2 separate regions of the Homo sapiens genome follow, and region 1 is linked to region 2. A link is an interaction called in ENCODE POLR2A ChIA-PET data of the cell type or tissue named here. Cell type or tissue: Panc1. All regions are shown on one strand. Links, peaks and the distances in the headings refer to the core of each region. The heading gives the core; the rest is flanking DNA. Region 1 overlaps CHEK1 (checkpoint kinase 1). Region 2 overlaps LINC03136 (long intergenic non-protein coding RNA 3136).

Region 1 (2,919 bases), core at 183-2,682, 230 kb before region 2:
ATTCCAGCACTTTAGGAGGCTGAGGTGGGTAGATCACTTGAGGCCAGGAGTTTGAGACCAGCCTGGCCAACATGGTGAAACCCCATCTCTACTAAAAATATTTTAAAAATTAGTTGGGCGTTGTGGTGTGCACCTGTAATGCCAGCTATTGGGGAGGCTTTAGGTGGGAGGATAGTCTGAGCCATTGGAGATCAAGGCTGCAGTGAGTCGTGATCTGATTGCATGACTGCTCTCCAGCCTGGGTGACAGAGCAAGACTGTCTCAAAAAAAAAAAAAAATCGCTTCTTAGCCTTTTGGCTAAGATCAAGTGTAGTATCTATTCCTATCAGTTTAAGTGCCTTAATTTCTCTTCCACTTTTTGGACAGGTAGTTTTGCTGGATATAGAATTCTTATTAGCTTTTGTCTTTCAGCACTTTGATTATGCCACTACTGCCTTCTAGCCTTTGTGGTTTCTGATGAGAAATCAGCTGTTAATCTTACTGAGGATCTCTTTTATGTGAGACGTTGCTGCTCTCTTGCTGCTTTTATGTTTCTCTGTTGACCACAGTTTGACTATGGTGTATCTTGGTGTGGATTTCTTTTTTCATTCTGTTCGGAGTTCGTTGAGCTTCTTGGATATGTAAATTAATGTTTTTAATCACACTTGGGAAGTTTTTGGCCACAATTTCTTCAGATTTTTTTTTTTATATCTAACTCTCCTCTCCCTCTTGGACTCATTATGTTTATTGTTGGTATACTTGATGTGCCACAGTTCTTAGACTCTGTTCATTTTTCTTTATTCTTCTTTCTTTATGTTTCTCAGGGACAGTTTTGGTTGCTGTTTTTCCTTTATAAGGGCCATACTTTGTTTCCTTACATGCTTTGTAATTTTTTGTTGAAAACTGGACATATTGTGGCAATATGTGGCAACTCTAGAAAGTCAGATTTTCCCCTCTTGCCAGTGTTTGTTACCGCTTGATGTAGTTGTTTGTTTTTTTTAGTGGTGTTTGTTTTTTTTTTTTTTTGAGACGGAGCTTTGCTCTTGTTGCCCAGGCTGGAGTGCAGTGGCGTGATCTTGGCTCACTGCAGCCTCCACCTCCTGGCTTCAAGTGAGTCTCCTGCCTCAGCCTTCCAAGTATCTGGGACTACAGGCACCTGCCACTGTGCCTGGCTTTTTGTATTTTTATTAGAGATGGGGTTTCATCATGTTGGCCAGGCTGGTCTCGAACTCCTGACCTCAGGTGGCTGGGATTACAGGTGTGAGGCACCATGCCCGGCCCTAGTGATTTTTCTTATATAATTTTTTAAAGTTGGTATTGTTTGTCATGCATGGCTGTACAATTTCTGTCCCATTAGTTTTAGTGGTCAGCTAATGATTGGACAGAGATTTCCTTAAATTCTGTATACCAAAAACAAAAAATCTGCAGAGTGTTCTGTATTTGTGTTGGGGCACACCTGCAATACTCAACCAAGAAGTTTACAACGTTGCTTCAGCCTTCGCTATCTGCTTGTGCAAAATGCAAAGTTAGGGCACATGTAGAGCTTAGGGGCCTTCTCAGCTCTTTCCTAAGCATATGTACTGCCCTGGTCATGGGTGTGTCTTTTTAGATTCCCAGGTATATGTTGGACCTTTTCAGAGTCCTATTCCCCAGAAACATCTCACTCCCTAACCTCTTCTTCCAAACTTCTTGGGTAGTCTGTTTGCACCAGTTGCTTTCATTGCTTCAGGCAACAGAGACTAAAGCATTTTCCTGTAAGTGTTTTCAGCAAACGCTACTCAGGAGTAGCTTTAGCACAAGGTGAGTTAGAGTTACAAAGGTGAAATAAAGACAAGCCTCTTTTTTTTTTTTTTTTTTTGAGATGGAGTCTCGCACTGTTGCCCAGTCTGGAGTGCAATGGTGTGATCTCAGCCCACTGCAACCTCTGCATCCCGGGTTCAAGCGATTCTCCTGCCTCAGCCTCCCAAGTAGCTGGGATTACAGGCGCCTGCCACCACACCCTACTAATTTTTGTATTTTTAGTACAGACAGGGTTTCACCATGTTGGTCAGGCTGGTCTTGAACTCCTGACCTCAGGTGATCCACCCACCTCGGCCTCCCCAAGTGTTGGGATTACAGGCATGAGCCACTGTGCCTGGCCAGGACAAGCCTTTTGATCAGGTCATTTTAGAGGGTCAGATCGGCTTAAGATAGTTTGTAAATGAGGTTTATTCTGCTCCCACCTGGACCTATGCCTTAAATATGAACTGTTATTTTCAAGGCTGCTACTGAGTGAGGAGCAGGGGATAAACAGGGTAAGTTAAAATGCCAGAAAGCTCACTGTTCTTACTGCGTTTCACTTGTTTTGAATAAGTTGCTGCAAGCTTTTAGCTAGTTTACAATGTTCTGAAAAAGTTGATTCTGACAGGCTTTGGCAGGTTTTTAAAATTGCTTTTGTGGAGTAATGGACTTCTGGAGTTCTTTTCTCTGCCATTTTCACTGACATCACTCCTTGATTCACTCTCTCTCAGTTCTTGAAGTATTTTCTTTGTCTTTGAAGTTTAAGAGCTTAATTCAGATGTGTTGAGTTGAATATCTTGTATTAATTTTCCCAGAACATAGTGGGTTATTTCAGTGCTGCACAGTCGTGGTATGGTTGTGTGTTTTCATAGTTTCTTGAAGTAAGAATTATTACAAAAACTTTTGTAATTTGGGCTGTGTTTTTTGGGCAAATCTGCTGATCTCGCTCGGGCTTAACTCATCCAGCTGTAGTCATTTGATGTCTTTACTGTGGCTGGTGGTCTAAAACATCCTTACTCCCATATTTGGAGTCTTGGCACTGTCTGTTAGCTGAGTCTTTTCTTTCTGCATCATTCAGCTAGGCTGAGCGTCTTTCCATGCCATAGGAACGTTCTAAAAGACTGAAAGTGGAAGTTGAAGGCCTCTCAAGACCTTTGCCAT
Region 2 (2,919 bases), core at 253-2,752:
CATGTGAGGGGGGTATGAAGCTTCCATGCCCTCTCTGAGCATGCCACCCTCAAGGAACCTCTATATGTTCAGCTATTCAGAAGCTCCCCACAAGCTATCCTTTTAACTTTTTATGGAAACTTTATTACATAGGCATGATTGATTACACTGGTCATTGGTGATCAACTCAGTCTGCAGCCTCTCTCCCCTCCCTGGTGGCTGGGAGATGGGGCTGAAAGTCCCAACACTCATCATGCCTCGGTCTTTCTGGTGACCAGCCCCCATCCTGCAACCAGTCATCTCACTAGCATTCAAAAGCCACTCTTATCATTTAAGAGATTTCAAAGGTGAGATTTCTAGCCTGGGTGAGATGTTGTCCAGGCTAGAGTGCAGTGGTGTGATCATAGCTCACTACAGCCTCTACCTCCCATGCTCAAGTGTATTATCCCCATTTTATAAGTGAGAAAATTGAGTCAAAGAGATGCTAAGTAACTTGTCCTTATCACAAACTAGGGAGTAGAGAAGGCAGAATTTGTACCTAGATAATATGACACCATAATATGAGCTTATATTCTGAACTATGCCATGTAAACAAAGTATGGGAGGCCACTGTTTGGACTAGCTTCCTGCACGAGGTTCCAAGAGATCAAACCAACCAGAATGAAGTCGTTCACATTAGGTGCCACATAATCAAACTGACCTCTGAAACAGGCCAGTTTTCCAAAAACAGAAGATTCATAGCAGCCAATCAGGAGTACGGATTACCTAAGCTAGCATGATGAGGATGTTCCCTGTTTTAACACTATAAGGAAAGAAATTTTGAACCGACCAATCTACTTTTTGTTCCATTTCTGCTTTCTTCTACCCTTTTCTGCCTATGAAGCCAAACTCCTCTGCTCACTTCATCTGAACACTCATTCTATTTTATAAAATGAGGTGTTGATTCTGGAATCACAAATAAAAGCCAATTTGAACTTGAAGCTAAATTTGCTGTAATCGTATCTTTTGATAGTCATGTCCTCCCATATTATTAAATGTGTTACTGAAAGAATCCAAGAATGAAATAATTAGGACTGAACTAGTAATTAGTAGCAAAAAGGAAATGGAAAGGAGAGAAATAAAGCTGAATAATGTAATGTTTGTTAGAAAAATGGGGATGAGAAAGAGTAAAAAATGCTTAAGTGTTGGGAGTGATTAATACCACAGATAGAAACAGGGGAATCGCAAGGTGAATCCAGAGAGGAAAGATGAGTAATAAAAATTTCAGATATTTGGGAGGCCGAGGCGGGCGGATCATGAGGTCAGGAGATTGAGACCATCCTGGATAACATGGTGAAACCCCGTCTCTACTAAAAACACAAAAAAATTAGCCAGGCGTGGTGGCGGGCACCTGCAGTCCCAGCTACTTGGGAGGCTGAGGCAGGAGAATGGCATGAACCCAAGAGGCAGAGTTTGCAGTGAGCTGAGATTGCGCCACTACACTCCAGCCTGGGCAACAGAGCAAGACTCTGTCTCAAAAAAAAAAAAAAAAAATTCAGATATGTTGCATTTGGGAAGATGAAAAGACATCTATGTAGAAATTCTAGAATACAGCTAAGGTAGATATTAGAAACTCAGGAAAGAGGTAAGGATTGGAAATACAGATTTTGAAATTACTCCACATAAAATGGATAGTGGAAGCAACAAAACCATTAAGCTCTCCAAGGTTTAAAAAAAAAAAAAAAAACGGAAAGGATCAATACTTGGGGTACAGCAATAGTTGAGTGGCAGAAAAGAGGTGGGAGGAGAGCCAGGACAGGGTACTCTCAGAGTTCCACGAATGAGAGTTTCAGGAGAAGGCAGTGAACACACTTGGTATCACACAGGCTGCCTTCTTTCATTCTGCACTTTCTCCCTGGAAGACTTTATTCTTACCCTTTACTTAAACTACATCCACCTATATGCAAATGAGTCATACATCCATATCTCCAGGCCATATGTTTCATCTAAGCTCCATGCTCAGTCCTCATTCTTTTTTACTTCTTAAAAGTAGGCTAAGTAACTTGTCCTTATCACAAACCAGGGAGTAGAGGAGGCAGAATTTGTGCCTAGATAATATGATACCATAATATGAGCTTATATTCTACCTACTTTTATCTCCACCTGGAAGTCCCCAGGGTATCTCAAATTCTACATGCCCAAAATCTAACTCTGCCTCTCAAAACAGTTTTCTTCCTGTATTCCCTATCTCAGAAAACAGAATCCAGCTGCACAAACAGGAATCCTATGAATAATCCATGACCTGCCTCTCTTTCACATCCCAACCCCAGTCAATCCATTTCAAGTCATCATGAGTTCTAGCAACTAACTATCTCTATCCCCTTCTTGAAATCTCTGGCTATTATCCTCCTAGCCTAAACCACCACAGTCTTCCACCTGGAATAATCCAACTATCTCCCACTTGGACTTCACATACAATCTTCTCCTCTTCAAATCCATTCTCCTCAGTGCTGCCAACAGATAATTTCAAATGCAAAACTGAATATGTAGCCCTTATCTGACTAATTAGCCATGCCCCAACCCTGCTTAAAACACTTCAGTTTCTATAGCTCTTATCAAATCTCTTGCCTTGGCCTACAGGACCTGCATGATTTGACCCCTGCCTATCTCTCAGTCTCATCTCTACCATTATTTTCTTTGCTGGTCTTTCTGTTTCTTGACTCTTCCATTCTTATAGACCTTTGAGTATGCTTTTCCCACTACCTAGCAAACTCCTTTCACCCTCTTCACTTCCCTCCACGTCCTTTCACCTACTTATCCTTCAATTCTTGGTTCAGTGACACTATGCCAAATCTCCCTATTATTAAATGTTCTCATTGAACCATTTGCCTTTCCTTAGCATTGAACACAACTGTAATTTTATAATACAGTTGCCTCTTGAACAACACAAGTTTGAACTTC

Evidence for each region. ChIA-PET counts read pairs that join two places held together with the same protein. Peaks named below come from ENCODE experiments on the same cell type or tissue, not always from the same donor. Only the 100,000 strongest peaks of a DNase experiment are listed, where the experiment ranks them.
Region 1: POLR2A ChIA-PET joins it to region 2 with 11 read pairs; 2 of 35 experiments call an interaction of 5 or more read pairs at or near these places.

The regions. Positions count from the first base shown.
Region 1 is chr11:125,649,469-125,652,387 of GRCh38, forward strand. The region is part of intron 11 of CHEK1 (checkpoint kinase 1); the gene reads left to right. It also overlaps the pseudogene RNU2-35P. Among named protein-coding and RNA genes, the nearest start is that of CHEK1, 26 kb to the left of the region's middle. In Panc1, for the core only: no CTCF peak of the experiment used is centred there; no DNase peak of the experiment used is centred there.
Region 2 is chr11:125,879,550-125,882,468 of GRCh38, forward strand. LINC03136 (long intergenic non-protein coding RNA 3136) reads right to left here. Exons shown (of 2, transcript XR_007062935.1): 1 at 1-2,919. Among named protein-coding and RNA genes, the nearest start is that of LINC03136, 1.8 kb to the right of the region's middle. In Panc1, for the core only: no CTCF peak of the experiment used is centred there; no DNase peak of the experiment used is centred there.